Regions from separate parts of the Homo sapiens genome. Here all the other regions are linked to region 2. A link is an interaction called in ENCODE POLR2A ChIA-PET data of the cell type or tissue named here. Cell type or tissue: Caco-2. All regions are shown on one strand. Each heading gives the region's core, and the rest is flanking DNA. Links, peaks and the distances in the headings are about the cores only. Region 1 overlaps ZNF331 (zinc finger protein 331). Region 2 has its middle 12 kb from the start of MIR371A. Region 3 holds the start of PRKCG (protein kinase C gamma).

Evidence for each region. ChIA-PET counts read pairs that join two places held together with the same protein. Peaks named below come from ENCODE experiments on the same cell type or tissue, not always from the same donor. Only the 100,000 strongest peaks of a DNase experiment are listed, where the experiment ranks them.
Region 1: POLR2A ChIA-PET joins it to region 2 with 10 read pairs; 1 of 35 experiments calls an interaction of 5 or more read pairs at or near these places.
Region 3: POLR2A ChIA-PET joins it to region 2 with 5 read pairs; 2 of 35 experiments call an interaction of 5 or more read pairs at or near these places.

What each region holds. Positions count from the first base shown.
Region 1 is chr19:53,563,997-53,571,636 of GRCh38, reverse strand. It overlaps ZNF331 (zinc finger protein 331), which reads right to left. Exons shown (of 6, transcript NM_001079906.2): 4 at 2,252-2,333; 5 at 1-33. The coding sequence starts at 2,260. Among named protein-coding and RNA genes, the nearest start is that of ZNF331, 30 kb to the right of the region's middle. In Caco-2, for the core only: no CTCF peak of the experiment used is centred there; a DNase peak (open chromatin) is centred at 3,010.
Region 2 is chr19:53,771,474-53,779,113 of GRCh38, reverse strand. It overlaps the pseudogene SEPTIN7P8 and the pseudogene RPLP1P12. Among named protein-coding and RNA genes, the nearest start is that of MIR371A, 12 kb to the left of the region's middle. In Caco-2, for the core only: no CTCF peak of the experiment used is centred there; DNase peaks (open chromatin) are centred at 3,383 and 4,873.
Region 3 is chr19:53,877,242-53,884,211 of GRCh38, reverse strand. PRKCG (protein kinase C gamma) reads right to left here and starts at 2,015. Exons shown (of 18, transcript NM_002739.5): 1 at 1,548-2,015; 2 at 1,018-1,049; 3 at 1-51. The coding sequence starts at 1,717. RefSeq lists an enhancer at 1,012-1,563. In Caco-2, for the core only: CTCF peaks have their summits at 1,726 and 1,927 (motif pointing right); a DNase peak (open chromatin) is centred at 2,041; H3K4me3 peaks cover 1,953 bases.

The DNA of each region.
Region 1 (7,640 bases), core at 1,387-5,386, 210 kb after region 2:
GTCTATGGCTACGTCGGCGAACGTCACCAAACCCTGAAACAGAAACCCACACGTGCATGATGAAATGAAAGGAAACAGCTTCCAGATGAAGGAGACAGGAGGCCACCCTCTGGGTAGGGTGAACACCGTGAGCAGACTGAACACCCGTGACATCGGCAAGGGGCGGTAAGGACATCACTGTAACTGTGACGGAAGCAGAATGCCTGCATGTCACTGAAGAGCTCTACCGCTGCAGAGAAAATGACTTTACTGTGCAGAATCCTCAGTTAGTCAAACCTGCCAGGAAGTGGATAAAACAATCCAAGTTTTCTTCTTGCTTACAAGCAGTGTCTGCTACGTGCCTGCCTTATAAGTTCTCAACAAGTGTGGATTCCTACAGCATTTTTTCTTTTAAGGGGGGAAGAAAAATCAAGATTTCTGTTTAAGAACTTTTATTTTAGAAAATAGGGTTTGCTGGGGCTGGGCGGGGGGCTCACGCCTGTAATCCCAACACTTTGGGAGGCCAAGGCAGGCGGATCACGAGAACAAGGCAGGCGGATCACGAGGTCAGGAGATCGAGACCATCCTGGCAAACATGGTGAAACCCCATCTCTACTAAAAATACAAAAAAATTAGCCGGGCGTGATGGTGGGCGCCTGTAGTCCCAGCTACTCGGGAGGCTGAGGCAGGAGAATGGCATGAACCCGGGGTGGTCAGAGCTTGCAGTGAGCGGAGATTGTGGCACTGCACTCCAGCCTGGGCGACAGAGCGAGACTCTGTCTCAAAAAAAAAAAGAAAAGAAAAGAAAAGAAAAGAAGATAGGGTTTGCTGGGTGTGGTGGCTCATGCCTGTAATCCCAGCACTTTGGGAGGCTGAGGCAGGCGGATCACCTGAGGTTGGGGGTTCGAGACCAGGTTGACCAACATGCAGAAACCTCGTCTCTACTTAAAATACAAAATTAGCTGGGTGTGGCGGCGCATCCCTGTAATCCCAGCTACTCAGGAGGCTGAGGCAGGAGAATTACTTGAACCCGCGAGGCAGAGGTTGAGGTGAGCCAAGATGGCACCACTGCACTCCAGCCTGGGCAACAAGAGTGAAACTCCGTCCCAAGAAAAAAAAAAAGAAAATACGGTTTGCATGTTTGAATGTTTTCAAGCCTCCAGTTCATCATGCCAAACTACATTTTAAGCAGTCTTCCTTTTAAGCATTTAAAAAATTCCCACACAGGTAAGTCAGACTGTTTATTACAGTTATTCACTTAGGTTGCCCAAAACACCTAAGGCTTTCTCCGATTCTGGGGTATGTGATCATCTCCTACTTCCATACTGGAAGATCTTCATATTTATTACCATCCATAACCCTGCCTTTCCCCCGTTCCTGATTTTTTTTTTTTTTTTTTTTTGAGACAGAGTCTTGCTCTGTTGCCCAGGCTGGAGTGCAGTGGCATGATCTTGGCTCACTGCAACCTCCATCTCCTGGGTTCAAGCAATTCTCCTGCCTCAGCCTACCAAGTAGCTGGGATTATGGACACATGCCACCATAGCCTGCTAATTTTGGTATTTTTAGTACAGATGAGGTTTTACCATGTTGGTCAGGTTGGTTTTGAACTCCTGACCACAAGTGATCCACCCACCTGGGCCTCCCAAAGTGCTGGGATTACAGGTGTGAGCCACCACACCCGGCCCCCTGTTTCTGATTTAGAGGATAAGGATGTCAGATGACTTAGAATCATCTTGTGGTCTGAGAGATCCATTCAATAATAAAATTTATCCTCCAGTTTCCCGGCAGGAACATGACCTCTGTTCAAAGGTCCTAATCACAGCCCCATCCCTTTCCAAAAGTCCCATAAAGCTTGGGATCTGAGCACATACTAAGACAGACCGGCGAATATGAGCATTCCCTCTTATCTACGCAGAAAACATGATCAGTGGAGGATCTGTTTCTCATGTGGTCAGATGGGACCAACATATCTAACTCATCAAACCACAGACTTGACTTAAATATTTCCCTCAAAGGACTTTGCTACTTCACTGCTCCAAAATTACCCTTGCCAAAAAAGGGAGCAAACAGGAGATACTTAATCACCTGCTCAGTGATTTCCCAAAAAGGCAGACACGGAGCTACGTGGCATTATCATTCACTGGAATAGAAAGAGCTGGGAAACAGGTAATTATAAAGAGCTTGACTAGATAAAAGGCTTCAGATAATTCACAAGCAGATGCACAGAACGCAAATATCATAGCTCAAGAAGGAAAGAGAAATATACACTTACCTGGGCCATTGTTTTAGAACTGAAGAACTGATCAGTCTTCTCGGGGTTTCCACTGAAGAAGACAAATTCCGAGAGGCTAGAGCTAGGGGTGGAAAAAAAGAGATTAAAACGAGGTGCATCTGGGGTCCCCATAGTGATGTAATATGACCTTTTGGCTCCTCTGTCTTGGCTTCCCAACACAAACACATAACCGTGACATATCTGGGAAAGGTGAAGAGTATCATGGATCAGGCCAGGTGCGGTGGCTCACGCCTGTAATCCCAGCACTTTGGGAGGCCGAGGTGGGTGGATCACAAGGTTAGGAGATCGAGACCATCTTGGCTAACACGGTGAAACCCTGCCTCTACTAAAAATACAAAAAATTAGCCGGATGTGGTGGCACGTGCCTGTAGTCCCAGCTACTTGGGAGGTTGAGGCAGGGGAATCGCTTGAACCCGGGAGGCGGAGGTTGCAGTGAGCTGAGATTGCGTCACTGCACTCCAGCCTCTGGTGACAGAGCAAGATTCTGTCTCAAAAAAAAAAAAAAAAAAAAAAAAGAGTATCATGGATCAAACCTAAACCAAGCTCTCAATGAAACCTCAGGAAACCTAGCTGCACACAGCAGAGGAGGCTTTACTTTTTTTTTTTTTTGCGCCTCAAAGACAGGCCCAGACAATTTAACAGGAGGGCTCCATTTCTGGCCAGCTCCCTGTCGGGGACGGATGGGTGGGATGTAGTAAAGAATGTGTACTTGCCTAAAAAGTAGTCTGGCCTTTGCCCTCTGGTGCTGAAAGGTAATCTATATTACCTCTAAGAGGAATGTCTTTGTTTCTGATGGGGGCTTGCTATGCCAGAAATACTAATCAAGGGATTCGGGGTAGGAGCTTTTGGTCACGCAGTATCAGCTGACCTGGACACTAAGATTAACCATGTAGACAGTTAATCCACCAACCAGTCAATCATGTCTACATGCTGAGGCCCCAATAAAAACTTCCAACATCAGAGCTCTGGTGAGCTTCTCTAGTTGGCGATAGTTGGTGCCTGTTGTCACACATCAAAGACAGCAGAGTAATGAGTCCTGACTCCACAGGGAGAAGACACCAGAAGCTCTGTGTCTGGAACCCTCCTGGACTTCAACTTACGTACTTTTTTTTTTTTTTTTTGAACGGAGTCTCACTCTGTTGCCCAGGCTGGAGTGCAGTGGCACGATCTCGGCCTACCACAACCTCTGCCTCCCGGGTTCAAGCGATTCTCCTCAGCCTCCTGAGTAGCTGGGACTATAGGCACATGCCACCATGTCCAGCTAATTTTTGTATTTTTAGTAGAGATGGGGTTTCACCATGTTGGCCAGGCTGGTCTCAAACTCCCGACCTCGTGATCTGCCCTCCTTGTCCTCCCAAAGCGTTGGGATTACAGGCATGAGCCACCACACCTGGCCACGTACTTCTTTCCTTGGGTGATGACAATCTGTATCCTTTCCTTGTAATAAACTGTAACCATGAGCATAACATCTCTCAGTGAATTCTGTGGGTCCTTTTAGTGAATAGTTTTTTGTTTTTTTTTTTTAAGACAGGGTCTCACTCTCATCCAGGCTGGAGTGCAGTGGTACAATCTCAGCTCACTGCAGCCTTGACTTCCTGGGCTCGAGCAATCCTCCCACCTCAGCCTCCCGAGTAGGTGGGATTACAGGTTGCACCACTGCACTTGGCTAATTTTTTTTTTTGTAGAGATTGCGTCTCACTATATTTCCCAGGCTGGTCTTGAACTCCTGGCCTCAAGTGAGCTTCCCACCTTAGCTTCCCAAGGTGCTGGGATTATAGGCATGAGTCACCATGCCTGGCTCTAGTGAACTGTTGAACCTGAGGGCGGTTTGAGGAATCCCCACCAAGCTTGCAGTGGTGTCAGAAGTGAGGGTGGTCTTCTATGCAGACCATACCCATGAGCCTCATAGATTAGCTAACTCTGGATGGGGGGATTGTGATCTAGGATCAGACAGTGGGTGCTCAGAGTATTCAGTCTCATTCTGAGCCTACCCTGGCCCCTCCAGACAAGCTTCCAGGGTGAACAGGGGCTGTATTATCCAAACTTGGGCCTCTTCTGGCCTCTAGATTGGGTGATGTTACTCACAACATGGCAGGTGGACAAGAAACTGCTCAGGTAATATACAGAACTGTTTTTTTTGTATACCAGAGGTGACATCTGAGAGCACTTTTGAGTCCAGAAAAGCTGACAGCATAATTACACACAGAATATCAAAGTAAAATAGTAAATGATTACTGAATGTTAAGTTAGAAAGATATTTAAAGACATGAGAGATATTTCAGACATACTCTCAGTAAAGTTAGGTTACCAAAACAGAATGACACAATAACATTTGTAAAATTCCATATATAAAAATACACACACACACGCATCTGTCTATATATACACATACACATACACATGTATATATATGGAGAGAGAGGGAGAGGAGGAGAGAGGGAAGGAGGGAATGCAGAACCATACACGCTGACAAACCAACCCTAAGATATCAGTAGAAAAATAAATAAAATAGAGATATAAAAACAGAGAAACAGAAAGAAAAAATCCGGGAAGTTCTACGACCCCTTATGCAAAACAGTTAACACACTGAACTGGAAACTGCCATGCTTAGGCTGCTCGCAACACTGGCCCATGGCGTCTGAAAACCACACCCGAGTGTTCTCACTCTTCTTTCACGTGTAAGAGTGGCTCGCTGTGCCTAAACTGAGCCTGGTTCCCTGCTAACCTGTCCTATGCAACCTCTCCCTCTTCTGATTTTGCTTTGTATCCCTTCGCTGGAATAATCAGTATAAACAATGTGGTTTACACGGAACCCTTGGTTTCCTCCGGGAGTCCAGAAGATTCAGATTGTGCGAGGCAGTGTGTGCATGAACCCTGATCAAAACCTTGCACTACCATACAAAAATTAGCTGGGCCTGGTGGCGGGTGCCTGTAAACCCAGCTACTTGGGAGGCTGAGGCAGGAGAATCACTTGCACCCAGGGGGCAGAGGTTGCAGCGAGCCGAGATCATGCCACTTCACTCCAGCCTGGACGAAAGAGCAAAACTCTGACCCAAAACCAAACCAAACCAAACCAAACCTTGCACCAGCAGACTCTGGTGAGCTTCCCTGGTCGATAACATGGAACAGGTGTTGTCACAATGTGATGCTGGATGAGCCAGGCACATCCGGTGTGATGCCCCTGGGAGAGGACTGAGGAAGAGGGAGCCTGGTGCCCTGCTAACCTGTCCTATGCAACCTCTCCCTCAGCTGGTTTTGCTTTGTATCCCTTCACTGGAATAAATCGGTCACGAGTAGGTCTAGATGGTGAGTCCTGTTGAGTCCATCTAGAGAAACAAGGAACCTGGTGGTGGTCCTGACAGCTCCTGACACACCCCGTGATCTTGAGTGTCTTCATTTCAGTGCACCTATTTGTTGCAACAAAAGGCATGCATTCCCTTATCAAATATAAATGTGTACTGATTTGAAATGTAGTCAGAGGCAATTAGACTCTCCAAAGACAAAGAAGGTTTCTTTTTTTTTCTTAAAAAGTCTACTCCTAGCCATGGTGGCTCACTCCTGTAATCCCAGCACTTTGGGAGGCTGAGGCGGGCGGATCACCTGAGGTCAGGAGTTTGAGACCAGCCTGGCCAACATGGTGAAACCCCGTCCCTACTAGAAAAATACAAATATTAGCTAGGTGTGGTGGTGCGTGCCTGTAATCCCAGCTACTCGGGAAGCTGAGGCACAAGAATTGCTTGAACCCAGGAGGTGGAGTTTCCAGTGAGCCCAGATCGTGCCACTGCACTCCAGCCTGGGTGACAGACTGAGACTCTGTCTCAAAAAGAAAAAAAAATAAAAATAAAAAAGGATAAAGGACAAAAAAGGCCAGACATAGTGGTTCACACTTGTAATGCCAACACTGCGCTTTGTGGGGCCACAGTGGGAGGACTGCTTGAAGCCAGGAGTCTGAGACCAGCCTGGGCAACATAGCAAGACCCCATCTCTACAAAAAATTTAAAAAGGAAAAAAATTACCTAAGGTATAAAGCCTAGAAAATAAATTCCATTTATCCCAACAAAGAGTCAGTATATTCAGAATCACCTGGTCATGAATTATCAGTGGCTGTCCACAGAATGATGTCCCCTTCCTGGCACCTCTCTGAGTGTGTGACCTGGAATTCTCCACCGGCCTTGACCACAGGCTGCCTTGAGCTTCTTCTATTTAGTTTCCCTTGCTGGATTATAAACACTGTACAGGCAGCAGCTGAGTCCACTGAATCAGACTCTCATTCCAAGTACGAATAGCCACAGCATCTGGCATATTGCAGGCACTGAACAAATGTCTAATTTTGACTAAAAATTCCACATTCTGGAATTTATGACAAGGAAATAGCTATAGTAGTATATGAATGCATGCCTAAGAATGTTCAAAAAATCAGTTTTTTCTAGGAAAGATTGTCTTTTAAACTGAGATAAATGTAGATACACATGTAGTTATAAGAAATACTAGACAGTGGTCTTTTGTACCCTTGACCTGATTTATGCCAACTGTGACACCTTGCAAAATAACAGTAAAATATCACAACCAGGACAATAACAACCCATGGATCTTATCCAGATTTTCCAGCAGATAATGTTTAAAAATGAAAACAACTGAAATATCTCATAGTAGAGAACACATATATAAATAATGTTATATAATGATATGGAATACATTTACTAATGATATTGATGCAGATTAATTGAGAAAAAATTTCTGATGAATTACCAAGGGAAGAAGGTAGATTTAAAAAATTATGTATAGTCCGGGCACAGTGGCTCATGCCTGTAATCCCAGCGCTTTGGGAGGCCAAGGCGGGTGGATCACTTGAGGTCAGGAGTTCCAAAACCAGCCTGGCCAACATAGCAAAACCCTGTCTCTACTAAAAACACAAAAATTAGCCGGGCATGGTGGCACATGCCTGTAATCCCAGCTTCTTGGGAGGCTGAGGCGGGAGAATCGCTGGGACCCGGGAGGCAGAGGCTGCAGTGAGCCGAGATCGCACTACTGTACTCCAGTCTTGGCAACAGGGGAAGACTCCATCTCAAAAAAAATAAAATAAAATAAAATAAAAAGGTACGTATAATCTGGACAGAGATGTTTTGCTGAAATTAAGGACACAGGCTTGGATGAACTGGCCCAGGTCAGAAATAGAGGCAGTCAAAACTCCTGTGCTGATCAGTAGTGGGATGGTACCTGTGAATAGCCACTGTATTGCAGCCTGGGCAACAGAGTGAGACTCTGTCTCAAAAAAAAAAAAAAAAAAAAAGAATGCAGGCTCTGTGCTCTTTTTTTTTTTTTTTTTTTTTTTTGAGATGAAGTCTCGCTCTGTCGCCAGGCTGGAGTG
Region 2 (7,640 bases), core at 1,586-5,585:
AAAAAAAGGTGAGGCCCAGTGGCTCACAGCTGTAATCCCAGGACTTTCGGAGGCCAAGGCAGGCAGATCACTTGAGGTCAGGAGTTCGAGACCAGCCTGACCAACATGGTGAAACCGCCCTACTAAAGATACAAAAATTAGCCAGACATGGTGGCAGGAGCCTGTAATCCCAGCTACTGGGGAGGCTGAGGATGAGAATCGCTTGACCCAGGGAGGCGGAGGTTGCAGTGAGCTGAGATCAAGCCACTGCAGTTTAGCCTGGGTGACAGAGTGAGACTCTTTCTAAGAAAATAAATAAATATGACAGGTGCAGTGGTTCATGCCTGTAATCCTGGCACTTTGGGAGGCTGAGGGGGAGGATCACTTGAGGTCAGGAGTTGGAGACCAGCCTGGACAACATGGTAGAACCCCATCTCTAGTAGAAATACAAAAATTAGCCGGGCGCGGTGGTGTGTGCCTGTAATCTCAGCTACTCAGGAGGCTGAGGCAGGAGAATTGCTTGAACCTGGGAGATGGAGGTTCCAGTGAGCCGAGATTGTGCCACTACACTCTAGCCTGAGCGACACTCTGTCTCAAAAAATAAATAAATAAGTAAATAAATAAATAAATGTAAAATAAAAATAAAATTAGGCTGGACTTGGGGGCTCATGACGGTAATCCCAGCACTTTCGGAGGTTAGGATAAATAAATATATATTTTTATATTACATATAATAATATATAAAATATAAATATATATATATTGTAAAACAGGGTCTCACTCTGTCACCCTGGCTGGAATGCAGTGGCACTATCACGGCTCACAGTAGCTTTGACCTCCTGGGCTCAAGAGATTCTCCCACCTCCAGCCTCCTGAATAGCTGGGACTACACACACCCACCATCATGTCCAGATAATTTTAGTATTTTTTGTAGAGACGGGGTTTCACCATATTGCCCAGGCTGGTCTCAAACTCCTGGGCTCAAGTGACCTGCCCAGCTCAGCCTCCCAAAGTGCTGGGATTACAGGCATGAGCCACCGCACCTGGCCCACATCAGGACTATATTGAATAGTGCAGGTACAGAACAGGTGCATCCTTGCATATAAAGTTCTGTTGGATGGGCCGGGCACGATGTCTCACACCTGTAATCCCAGCACTTTGGGAGGCCAAGGCAGGCGGATCATAAGGTCAGGAGTTTGAGACCATCCTGGCCAACATAGCGAAACCCCGTCTCTACTAAAAATACAAAAATTAGCTGGGCATGGTGGCATGTGCCTGTAATCCCAGCTACTTAGGAGACTGAGGCAGGAGAATCGCTTGAACCAGGGAGTCAGAGGTTGCAGTGAGCCGAGATTGCGCCACAGCACTCCAGCCTGGCAACAGAGCAAGACTCCGTCTCAAAAAAAAAAAAAAAAAAAGTTCTGTTGGATGGTGCTGATGTGTAAAATGGCCTCAATGAAGAGGCTTGGATCTGCAGAGAGGTTGGGGGACATCACTGAGGAAATGGAAACGGAAGTCAGGGGACAGGCCTGGAAATGTGACTAAATTCTAAGGCATGAATTGGATAATTCGCAACTTCGGAAAAAGAGATTTCAGGTGCCCATTTATTTATTTATTTATTTATTTATTTATTTATTGAGATGGAGTTTCACTCCTGTCGCCCAGGCTGGAGTGCAGTGGCGCGATCTCGGCTCACCGCAACCTCCACCTCCCAGGTTCAAGCGATTCTCCTGCCTCAGCCTCCCGAGTAGCTGGGATTACAGGCATGCGCCATCACACCCAGCTAACTTTTTTGTATTTTTAGTAGAGATGAGGTTTCTCCATGTTGGTCAGGCTGGTCTCGAACTCCCGATCTCAGGTGATCCCCCTGCCTCAGCCTCCCAGAGTGCTGGGATTACAGGCATGAGCAACCGTGCCCGACCTATTATTATTGGTTTCTTTTTTATTTTTATTATTTTATTATTATTGGCTTCAGGTGCCTATTAACCCCCAAAAGAAGGTGGGGTTTTTTGGCCCTATGCAGCGGATCACATCTGTAATCCCAGCACTTTTGGAGGCCGTGGTGGGAGGATGGCTTGAGGCCAGGAGTTTGAGACCAGCATGGGCAATATGGGGAGACCTCATCTTTAGAAAAAAAAAAAAAAAAAAAAAAAAAAAAAATATATATATATATATATATATATATATATATACACACACACAGACACACACACATATATACATATATATAAAAATATATGGCCAGGCGTGGTGGCTCACACTGCAATCCCAGCACCTTGGGAGGCCGAGGCAGGTGAATCACTAGGTCAGGAGTTCGAGACCAGCCTGGCCAAGATGGTGAAACCCTGTCTCTACTAAAAATATAAAAATTAGCCGGGCACGGTGGCAGACGCCTGTAATCCCAGCTACCTGGGAGGCTGAGGCAGGAGAATCGCTTGAACCCAGGAGGCAGAGGTTGCAGTGAGCCAAGATAGGGCCACTGCACTCCAGCCTGGGCGACAGAGCAAGACTCTGTCTCAAAAAAAAAAAAGAATTATTTAGGCTGGGGATGGTGTCTCACTCCTATAATCCTAGCACTTTGGGAGGCTGAGGCGGGTGGATCACCTGTGGTCAGGAGTTCAAGACCAGCCTGGCCAACATGGTGGAACCCCGTCTCTACTAAAAATACAAAAATTAGCTGGGCACGGTGGCAGGTGCCTGTAATCCCAGCTACTCGGGAGGCTGAGGCAGGAGAATCACCTGAACCCAGCAAGCGGAGGTTGCAGTGAGCAAAGATCACGCCATTACACTCCAGCCTGGGCAACAAGAGCAAAACTCCATCTCAAAAAAAAAAAAAAAAAAAGAAAAGAGAAAGAGAATAATAAATAAAAAATTAGCCGGGCATGGTGGTGCATACTTGTGGTCCCAGCTACTCCGGGGACTGAGGTGGGAGGACTGCTTGGGCCCAGGAGGTCAAGGCTGTAGTAAGCTGTGATGATACCAAGGCACTCCAGTCTGGGGTATAGAGGGAGACCCTGTTTCAAAAAAATAATACACAAAGAATGCCTTTTTACATTTTTTTCTTTCCAGAGAAGGGGTTCTACCTGTTAACCCAGGCTGGACTGGAACTCCTGGACTCAAATGATCCTCCTGCATAGCTGGGATCACACGCGCTGGGCACACTATGCCAGATGCAAAGAATACATTTATTTCTTTTTTTTTTAAATTGAAGTTCAGCTTTTTATTGAACACTTTATAAAAAGAGGTTCAGTGAAAAAGACCAAAGCGCATGTCATCATCACCGTCCTCGGATTCTTCTTTCTTTGCTTCCACTTTCTTCTCCTCAGCTGGAGCAGCTCCACCAGCCTCTACACTGCAGATGAGGCTCCCGATGTTGACATTGACCAGGCCTTTGCAAACAAGCCAGGTCAAAAAGGTTCAATATTTACACCAGCTGCTTTAATGAGAGCATTGATCTTATCCTCCGTGACGGTCACCTCATCGTCGTGCAGAATGAGCGCCTAGTAGATGCAGGCGAGCTCGGAGACAGAGGCCATGGCGCGGGCGAGTGTGGGGCTGGCACTGCCGGACGTGGTGCTAGTCGCGGGATGAAGTGAGGGCCTCACTGCAACGCGGCCTTGGCTTCCTCGGAAGGACCGAGCACCTTGGCAGCAGCTGAGGAAAGGGAAGAATACATTTCAATGAGCTTGATGTCAGAATTTTCTTTTACTTTTTCTTTTTCTTTTTTTTTTTGTTGTTGTTAGAGTCTCACTCTGTCGCCCAGGCTGGAGGGCAGTAAGTAGTGCGATCTCTGCTCACTGCATCCTCCACCTGCCGGGTCCAAGCGATTCTCCTGCCTCAGCCTCCCGAGGACCTGGGATTACAGGCGTCTGCCACCACGCCTAGCTAACTTTTTCGTATTTTTAGTAGAGACAGGGTTTCACCATGTTGGCCACAGTGGTTTCGAACTCCTGACCTCAAGCGATCTGCCGGCCTGGGCCTCCCAAAGTGCTAGGATTATAGGCATGAGCCACAGCACCTGGCCAAGAAATTTGTTTTTTTTTTGAGACAGAGTCTCGCTCTGTCACCCAGGCTGGAGTGCAGTGGCACGACCTCGGCTCACTGCAACCACCATCTTCCAGGTTCAAGCGATTCTCCCGCCTCAGCCTCCCAAGCAGCCGGGATTATAGTGTAATACCCAACCTGGTTTTTACTAACCCTGTTTTTAGACTCTCCCTTTTCCTTTAATCACCTAGCCTTGTTTCCACCTGAACTGACTCTCCCTAAGCTAAGAAAGCCAGACAGATTCCATCTTGGCTCTTTCACTGGCAGTCCCTTCCTCAAGGACTTAACTTGTGCAAGCTGACTTCCAGCACATCCAAGAATGCAATTAACTGATAAGATACTGTGGCAAGCTATATCCGCAGTCCCCAAGAATTCGTCTGACTGATAACGCCCAAAGCCCCGCGTCTATCACCTTGTAATAGTCTTAAAGCCCCTGCACCTGGAACTGTTTTACTTTCCTGTAACCATTTATCCTTTTAACTTTTTGATTACTTAACTTCTGTAAAATTGTTTTAACTGGACGCCCCCCCCTTCCTAAACCAAGGTATAAAAGTTAATCAAGCCCCTTCCTCCGGGCTGAGAGAATTTTAAGCCTTAGACGTCTCTCAGGCGCTAGCTAATAAAGGACTCTTAATTCGTCTCAAAGTGTGGCGTTTTTCTAACTCGCTCAGGTACAACAATAGGCACTTGCCACCATGCCCGGCTAATTTTTGTATCTTTAGTAGAGACGGGGTTTTGGCCAGGCTGGTCTCAAACTCCTGACCTCAGGTGATCTGCCCACCTCGGCCTCCCAAAGAGCTGGGATTACAGGCATGTGCCACTGCGCCCAGCCAAGACATTTTTTTTGCTGCTGTTTTTACTGACAGAGAGGAGTGATAGCTCAGTCAGTCATTAAAAGGAGAATTCCTCCTCTAATCAATGTGGAGGCCCTAAGGGGAAAGGGTGGGGCATAGTCTCATTTTCTCCATCTGTTGAGGATTTACTGGAACAGAACTGGTTTTCAGTTAACAGAGTCCTCTTTTACTGAATATTCCTAAAGACCTTTGAGAAGAACTTAGCTTAACAAGTATTTGTTAAAATCTACTAACTTCCAGAGCCTAATTCATTGGTGAGAAATAGAGATTGAATTCCTTAATACCTGGGCCGTGCACACATTGGCTGTCGCCTGTAATCCCAGCACTTTGGGAGGCCGAGGTAGGAGGATCACCTGAGGTTAGGAGTTCAAGACCAGCCTGGCCAACATGGTGAAACCCCCGTCTCTACCAAAAATACAAAAATTAGCCGGGCATGGTGGCGGGTGTCTGTAATCCCAGCTACTCAGGAGGCTGAGGCAGGAGAATCGCTGGAACCCAGGAGGCAGAGGCTGCAGTGAGCTGAGATTGTGCCACTGCTCTCCAGCCTGGACGACAGAGTAAGACTGTGTCAATAATAATAATAATAATAATAATAAAATTTTAAAAAAGTTCTCTACTACCGGGAGTCTGTATTTAAGTGGACAGAACTGGAGGCAGCTGAGGACTAGGGCAGGTGGGTGGAGGGGCGAGGCCTCCAGTTGGGAAGCAATGAAAAGCATCCTAAAGAAAGTGCTGGGAAGAGAAACTTTTTTCTCTTTCAACTTGGCTCCTATAGTTGGTGGTCTGCAAATTAACTGAAAATAGAGAGATCTACAGCTGAAAAGGTTTATTTACAGATGCTTGAAGGAGTTCCCAATTATGTAAACCTCAAGGAACAGCCTGGAGAAAAGGTTTACATATATCAACTTAACAAACAAGGGCGTTTTTTGGACCTCTATGGGAAAATAGAAGCCTGGATGGAACAATCCAAAGTTTTAATCAAAGAAGGTGGTGTTTAGTTGCTGCTCAGGATAGTTGATACCTCAGGATTTGGAGATGCAGTGGATAGTAGTAATTGCTGGCAGCCTGTTATCGATTACATTGATAGTAAATTTGAGGACTACCTAAATGCAGAATCGCGAGTGAGCAGACGTCAGATGCCTGATAACAGGACCATTACATAACTGAAGACTCCCACCTTCAGGCAGGATTGGGTAGTGCATGTTTGTAACTACTTGACATTGCCTTTTGTTGAGACTTAAACCACTGGATGTTGAGTTTATGAAACATTTGCATGAAAAAGTGAATATCATCCCACTTACTGCCAAAGCAGACACACTCACACCAGAGGAATGTCAACAGTTTACAAAACAGATAATGAAAGAAATCCAAGAACATAAAATTAAAATATATGAATTTCCAGAAACAGATGATGAAGAAGAAAAGAAACGTGTTAAAAAGATAAAGGACCGTTTACCTCTTGCTGTGGTGGGTAGTGATATTATCACTGAAGTTAATGGAAAAAGGGTCAGAGGAAGGCAGTATCCTTGGGGTATATATTGTGCTGTGATTTAGCTCCAGCAGTGCCATGTGCAACTGAAAAAGAATTTGGGAGCACGGCACAAAGAATTAGAGGAGAAACGTCGTCAGTTTGAGGATGAGAAAGCAAACTGGGAAGCTCAACAACGTATTTTAGAGCAACAGAACTCTTTGAGAACCTTGGAAAAGAACAACAAGAAAGGGAAGATCTTTTAAACTCTCTATTGACCACCAGTTGTGTATTAGTTGCCAATATGCCAGCTTGGACATCAGTGTTTGTTGGATTCATTTGACCAAGTTGCACCAGTTTGATCCATAATGATGGATTTAACAACATGACAAAAATTATTTTTGTTGTTGTTGTTCTTGATGGAGATTAAGATGCCTCGAATTGTCTAGGGTGTTGTGTACTTAGAAAGTAACAGCTCTAAGTACCTTTCCTACATTTTCTTTTTCTTTTTTTATTAAACAGGTCTCTTCAGTTTAATGCAAGAGAACATTTTACTGTTGTACAGTCATGTTCTGGTGGTTTGATAGTTTACAGGAGATTCCAAAATAAAAGGACTCTGGAAGGTTTTCATTGACGATGAATTGCCATAATATGATGCAAACTGTGCTTCTCTATGATAATTATAATACAAAGGTTCCATTCAATGCAGCATATACAATAATGTAATTTAGTCTAACACAGTTGACCCTATTTTTGACACTTCCATTGTTTAAAAAAAAACACATGAAAAAAAAACCCTATATGCTTACAGTGCACCTAGAGCTTTTTATAATAACCTCTTTTTGTTTGTTTGTTTTGGATTCTTTAAATATATATTATTCTCATTTAGTGCCCTCTTTAGCCAGAATCTCATTACAGCTTCATTTTTGTAATAATATTTAATTTAGATATTTTCCAAATATTGACCCTGCTAAAATAGAATATAGCATCTTCCATATGGTAGGAACCAACAAGGAAACTTTGCTTTAACTCCCTTTTTACGATTTACGGTAGGTAGCAGGGGGGAAAAATGCATTTATAGATCATTTCTAGGCAAAATTGTGAATCTCACAACCAACCTGTATGCGGTCTCTTTATTTTACTAGAAATGGGAATCATGGCCTCTTGAAGAGAAAAAAGTCACCATTCTGCATTTAGCTGTATTCACATATTGCATTTCTGTATTTTTTGTTTGTATAGTAAAAAAATCACGTAATAAACCATGCCGTGATGTAAAAAAAAAAAAAAAAAAAAAA
Region 3 (6,970 bases), core at 1-4,000, 110 kb before region 2:
ACTCGAAGGTCACAAATTCGTGGCATCGTCGATGAACCACAAAGCTGCAGACTATAGATGAAAATCATAGAGACACAGACGGAGGCATGGATTAGTCCAGCGGGAGACCCCAGCAGACAGAAAATTGGAAAGAGAGAGCGGAACTCGGACACTGAGAAAACCAGAAAGAGAGGGATCTCAACACAGAGAGTCCAACAGAGAGAAAATCGGAGGCCAGAGAGAGAAGCAGGAGACAGAAACCCAAGAGATGGGCTCAGAGTCAGAAACAGAGACGCAGAGACTTACAGAGAGACACAGAGCACAGAGCTCAGGGAAGGGAGATGGAAAAAGAGAGAAAGAAAATAGGATCCCATTGACAAACAGACACAGGCCCACGGACGGAGATCAGAAAGCCAGGAGAGAGGCAGACAGATTCAAAGAGCGAAAACCGAAATATCTTCAGACGCAGCCCAGGAAGCAGCAACTTGGGCAGAAGTGAGTCTGGGGGCGCTGCTGCCGGCCCGCCCCCCACCCTGACTCACTCTGTTCTCAGCAGTAGCAGCTGGTGCTCAAGGACTCGCCCCCCTCTCCCGCCCCCCAGAACTGCCGGCCCCGCCCGGCCCCCACTCGCCCATTGGTGACCCCACCCGGCCTGCCCCTGCCTAGGACGGCTGGTGTTGTCATGGCGACGGCAGCCTGGGGTGGGGGGGGGCTCTGACTTTGCATCTCCAGCCCCCTCCCCCTTCCCCCCTTCAGCTCCCCTTTTCCAAATCTCCATGTTCCCATGGCAACAGATTCTCCAAATATCTGTCCCCACCTGGAGCCGGCCGAGGGAGGGGCCCCCAGCACCACCTCCGCGGTGGCCCCACCATCAAAGCTCCCTCCCCACCACAGGCTGTGTCTCTGCCACACCCCCCGCCCCGGGCTCCCCCGCGCCTCTCTGGGGACCAGAGAACACGTGTGTCAAGCAGCCTCAGCTGTGGGGCCCCAGCCTCCACCCTCCTGAGGGTCCCAGGAGCCCCGGTCCCCAGCTCTTACCTTGACATTGCAGGCCCTGCTTTCCGATACCCCTGGAAGAGTCAGGGATCCTAGGTCAGTGCAGAAAGGGGTACCTGGACCCCCAACCTCTGCGAGCCACAGGGGGCCTGCGCTCTCTGACCCTCCTCCCGCAGGGCCCAGGTGTCCAAGCCCCGGCCACCTCCTCTTTCTAGAACCCAGAAATTTTGGCCCCCAGCCCTTCTTCCCTTAGACTGGAGTTCAGCCCCCAGTTTCTTCCTCCTTCAGACCCAGGAATCCAGGCTCCCAGCCCCCCAGGCCCTTCCTCCCTCAGACCCAAGACTCCAGGACCTCTGTCCTCCAGCCTCCTCCTCCCTCGGACCCAGCACTCCAGGAACCAGCCTCCTCCTCACTGAAACCCAGGAGTCGAAGCTCCCAGCGTTCCCTGGCCATCCTAGAACCTGGGAGTCGGGACTACAGCCCCCTCCTTCTTCCTTCCACAGGGGTCGGCGTGATAGGAGTCTGCACCCCTAGTCCCCTCGTCCCCCAGTCCCCCAGCCCCCTTCCCTCACCAGATGAAGTCGGTGCAGTGGCTGCAGAAGGTGGGCTGCTTGAAGAAGCGAGCGGTGAACTTGTGGCTCTTGACTTCGTGGACCACCTTCTGCCTCAGGGCCCCCTTTCTGCAAAACAGGGGCCGGGGTCCCCCCTCTGAATCGCCTACGCCGGGGCCCAGACCAGCCATGGCCCCAGAAACGTAGCAGGGACCAGGATCCTGCCTTTCTTGGGGGAAACAGGTGGAAGGGAGAGGAGCTGGAGACTCGAAGGATCAAAGGAGCCACAGGGAAATTCCGAGGTGGGCAGGAGAGGGGCAAGGCACCTCCAGGTGCGGAGCGCGCCAGGCAGGGAGCGGCACCCCGGGCGCGCCGGCTCCGCCAGGGGGAGCGGGCGAGTGGGGAGGAAGAGCCAAAGGCAGGGGCGCCGGCAGCCGGAGGCACGGGCGGCGGCGGTGGGAGCTCCAGCTCCGGCACCTGCTGAAATGTGGGAGCCCCGGGTTGGGGGAGGCGTTGCCAGGACGACCGAGAGGGCGGGGTTTCGGCTTAAAGGCGCTCCCCTCCCGGAGACACGGGACAAATGTCCTCCCTCCCCGCCCCCCACACGTGCACACACCCACTCCGGGGGCTGGCTGGAGGGAGGGGCATCCTCTGAGCCTGGCTCCCCCCCACCACCCTGCAATCTGTCATCCTGCCCCGCGTTCCTCCCCCACTAGGGTGCCTCGTGTGTCCTGTGGGCGCCCTGGGGTCCCTGTGTCTGACCCTGCCCCTCTCCTTCCTTCAACAAACTTTATGCTCCACGCTAGGGGTCCAGCAGTGGACAGGCAGGGCGCTAAGGTTCTCACTTTCTCCGATGCCGGCTGAGTCTTTATTTCCTCCCCTGGCCTCTCCATTATTTGTGTAGCTCTCTGCCTGCGTGTGTCTTTCTTGTGACCTCTGTCCCTCTCCCTCTATTCCTGGAGCGAGCTTTCTCGATGTGTCTCTGTTTCTGCCTCTCAGTGGATCTGTTTTCTTTTCCCTGTCTCCGAGAAATGCTGTTTCTATTTCTTTCTATTTCTCTATTTCCTCTGCTGTGTGTCTCCATCTGTATCTGTCGCCATCTCTGGGTCTTGGTGTCGTGGTTCTTCTCGGGGTCTTGGTCTGCCTCACTGTGAATCAGTCTCCCTCTGTCTCTCCCTCTACGTCTGATAAATTCTTCCGCCTCTGTCTCCCTGAGTTTGTTTCTTTCCCTGTCTTTGTCTCTCTGGCTCTGTGAATCTCTATTCTCTCTCAGGCTGTGACTCTGTCTCCCCCTCCCTCTGCAACTTGATCTCTTTGGGAGTCCGTCTCTGTCTTCCTCTCTGGGAGTCACTCTCTAAATGCTTGCCCCTGTCTCTCCCTCTCTCTCCTCACCTCCACCCGTCTTTATAAATGCCTTTGTCTCTGTCTCTCTCCCTTCCTCCGGTTCTGCAACTCCGTCTCTGTTTTTGTTTGTCTCTTCCTATATCTCTCTGGTTCCATCTGTTTCTCTGTACTTGTCCCTCTCTGGCTCTGTTGATCTCTCTCTCTCTCTCTGATGCTAGGGGGGTCTCTCTCCTGTCTATGACTCAGTCTCTCTCTCCCTCTTCTCTTCTCTGTCTCTGTCCCTTTCTCTCTGACCCAATCTCTCTCCCTCTTCTCTTCTCTGTCTCTGTCTCTGTCCCTTTCTCTCTGACCCAATCTCTATTTGTCTCTCTGGCTCTATGAATCTCTTTCTGTTTCTGGGGATCTCCCCGTCCCTCTGTGTCTGTGATTCACTCTCCCTGTGTCTCTGGCTCTCTGAATCTATTCATCTCTCTGACTCTCTGAATCTGTGTCTCTGGCTCTATGAATGTCTATGTCTCTCTGACTCTGAATCTGTGTCTCCGGCTCTATGAATGTCTCTCTATGTCTCTCTGACTCCCTGAATCTGTGTCTCTGGCTCTATAAATCTATGTCTCTCTGACTCTGAATCTCTCTGTGTCTCCGGCTCTATGAATGTCTCTCTATGTCTCTCTGACTCTGAATCTCTCTGTGTCTCTGGCTCTATGAATCTCTATGTTTCTCTGACTCTGAATCTCTCTGTGTCTCTGGCTCTATGAATGTCTTTCTATGTCTCTCTGACTCTCTGAATCTCTGTGTCTCTGGCTCTATGAATCTCTATGTCTCTATGAATCTCTGTGTCTCTGGCTCTATGAATCTCTTTCTATGTCTCTCTGACTCTCCGAATCCCTCTGTGTCTCTGGCTCTATGAATCTCTCTGTTTGTCTCTTTGGCTCTGTGAATCTCTGTGATTCAGGCTCTCTGAATCTCTCTATATGTCTATGAATCTCTCTGTGTCTCTGGCTCTATGAATGTCTCTCTATGTCTCTCTGACTCTCTGAATCTCTGTGTCTCTGGCTCTATGAATCTTTCTATGTCTCTCTGACTCTCCGAATCTGTGTCTCTGGCTCTATGAATCTCTCTGTTTGTCTCGTTGGCTCTGTGAATCTCTGTGATTCAGGCTCTCTGAATCTCTCTATATGTCTCTATGAATCTCTCTGTGTCTCTGGCTCTCTGAATCTCTGTCTCTGGCTCTAGGAATCTCTGTCGAGGGTCTCTAGATAGAGACTTCCCTCTCTGTGTCTCTGTGATTCAGTCTCTCTCCCTCTTCCCTTTTCTGTGTCTCTCTCTCTGTCCCCTTCTCTGACCCACTCCATGTGTCTATCTGGCCCTGTGAGTCTCTCTCCATCTCTGAGGTCTCTCCCTCTCTCCCTGTGTCTCTGTGATTCAGTCTCTCTCCCTCCTGTCTTTTCTATGTCTCTGTCCTCTGTCCTCTTCTCTGACCCACTCTACGTGTCTCTCTGGCCCTGTGAATCTCTCTGTCTTTGAGGTCTCTCCCTCCCTCTAAGTGTCTCTGTGATTCAATCCCTGTCTCCCTCTCTCTAGATCTCGCTGGCTTCGGCATCCTCTCTGTGCGCCCCCTCTCAGGAAAGGGGTCTCTCCAAGGGCCGGCGCGGTCAGTCTCTTCCGGCCTCCACACCTCTTGGTCGCTCTACCCGCGTCCCCGCCTCTCTCTGGTCGGGCTCTGCGCCTCCCCGGCTCGGGAGCGCTTCCCAGTCCCCGCTCCCGGGAGACCCTCTCTGTTGCCAGGGGCAACCACGGCCCGCCCCGGGCTGCGGGCGCAGTGCATTCTGGGACTGGTAGTCCGAGCCTGCGGACCAGCCACTCTCGGGACACGACCGAGAACTCCGCCTCCCGGCGTGCCCCGCGAGGCTGGGCGGGACGCTGCGGCGGCGCCTGGGAGGGACTCTGGACGCCCAGCTTACCTTCTCTGGGACTTTTCAGGGGTTCGGGGCGGGTTTCCTGGGATTCCCAAAGCCGAAGGGAAGGTGGGGGAATCCGAGTCCTCTTGTAACCACTCTCCCTAAATGTGGAGTCCACTGGCCTTCCAGCCACCTCCAGGTGACCTAGGGCGAAGGATAGGCGGCGGGGATGGCCCCGAAACCGACCTAGGAATCCCACCACGTTCTAGTCCAGTGTCCTTGAGTTCTTTCCCGAGTTAACCAACGTATCACCCCAGAGTTCTATAGCTGTTCTTTCGGATGCCTTCCAGAAGGGATTCAGGCATGGGATGGGAGAGAAGGGTGGGCGAGGCGTCCTTTAAGAAGACAGCGATGGAGTGGGTTGGAGCTCAAGAGTGGACGCTGCAGAAATGAAAAGGAGGCCTTTCCTCATCCAACGACAGTGTGTGCCCCAGCTGGCCTTTCCTTCTCCCCTTCCAGGGGAACCCTTCCCTCCCTTGCGGTATCTCTCCCCAATTGCTTTTGCGGATGTAGATGCAGATAGCGGGTTCTGTGATCATCGAATTTTCTTTAAAACTTTTTTTTAAATAGAGACGAGGTCTTGCTGTGTTGCCCAGGCTGGTCTTGAACTCCTGGGCTTAAGCGATCCTCCCGCCTTGTCCTCCCAGTGTTGGGACTACAGGCGTGAGCCTCCGCGCCGGCTGATCATGGAATATATATATATATATATATATATATATATATATATATATATTTTTTTTTTTTTTTTTTTTTTTTTTTTTTCAGACGGAGTCCCGCTCTGTCTCCCAGGCTGGAGTGCAGTGTGGCGCGATCTCGGCTCACTACAACCTCCGCCTCCCAGGTTCAAGCGATTCTCCTGCCTCAGCCTCATGAGTAGCTGGAACTACAGGTGCCCTCCACCACGCCCGGCTAATTTTTGTATTTTTAGTAAAGACGGGGTTTCACCATGTTGGCCAGGATGGTCTCGATCTCCTAACCTCGTGATCCACCCGCCTCAGCCTCCCAAAGTGCTGGGATTACAGACGTGAGCCACCCGCCGGGCCTGATCTGGGAATTTTGTAGGGCTTATATTTATTTGTGTATTTGTGATTCTCCTGAGGTCCGGGAAATATGTAGGCGGAGGATTACCTAGGTGCCCAGGCAAGAGACTGAAGGCACAAACTGTTTCAGTATAATAAACAAAATAGTTAGAATAAGAATAGTCATAATACAAATTAGATGTAGAGATGATCATGGACAATTATCAATCATTATTATAAACATTATTAATCATTAGCTTTTAATATTACTCTTTGCTGCATTACTAATGTAAGCTAGGAATAACCGGCAGGTATAGGGTCAGGTGCTGAAGGGACATGGTGAGAAGTGACCTAGAAGGCAAGAGGTGAGCCCTCTGTCACGCGCACATCAGGGCCGCTTGAGGGGTCCTTGGTCAAGTGGTAACGCCAGTGTCTGGGAAGGCACCCGTTACTTAGCAGACCACGAAAGGGAGTCTCCTTTCCTTGGAGGAGTCAGGGAACACTCTGCTCCACCAGCTTCTTGTGGAAGGCTGGATATTATCCAGGCCTGCCCGCAGTCATCCCGAGGCCTAAACCCCTCCCTGTGGTGCTGTGCTTCAATGCTTACACTCCTCCTTCACTTTCATTCTCCTCCCATACTCCTGGTTCCTCTTTGAAGTTCATAGTAGATAGCGGTAGAAGAAATAGTGAAAGTCTTAAAGTCTTTGATCTTAGAAGTGCATAGAAGAAAACACTGACGTATGCTGCCTTCTGTCTCTGCTTCGGCTACCTAAGAGGGAAGGGCACCCTGTCCCGTGATCACGTGACTTGCTTCACCTTGTCAATCACTTCGAAGATTCACCCTCTTTACTCTGCCCCCTTGTCTTGTATGCAATAAATATCAGCGAGCCCAGCCGTTATGGGCCACTACCGGTCTCTGCGTCTTGATGATAGTGGTCCCCTGGGCCCAGCTGCTTTCTCTTTATTTTTGTCTTGTGCCTTTATTTATTACAATCTCTCATCTCTGCACATGGGGAGAACACCTGCTAAGCCCCATAGGGTTGGAGCCTACAGAAATGGACAAGATGGCCTTCTGTGGGACAGAGATTGGTTGCAGTAGCTCATTTGATCTTTATGAAGGTCT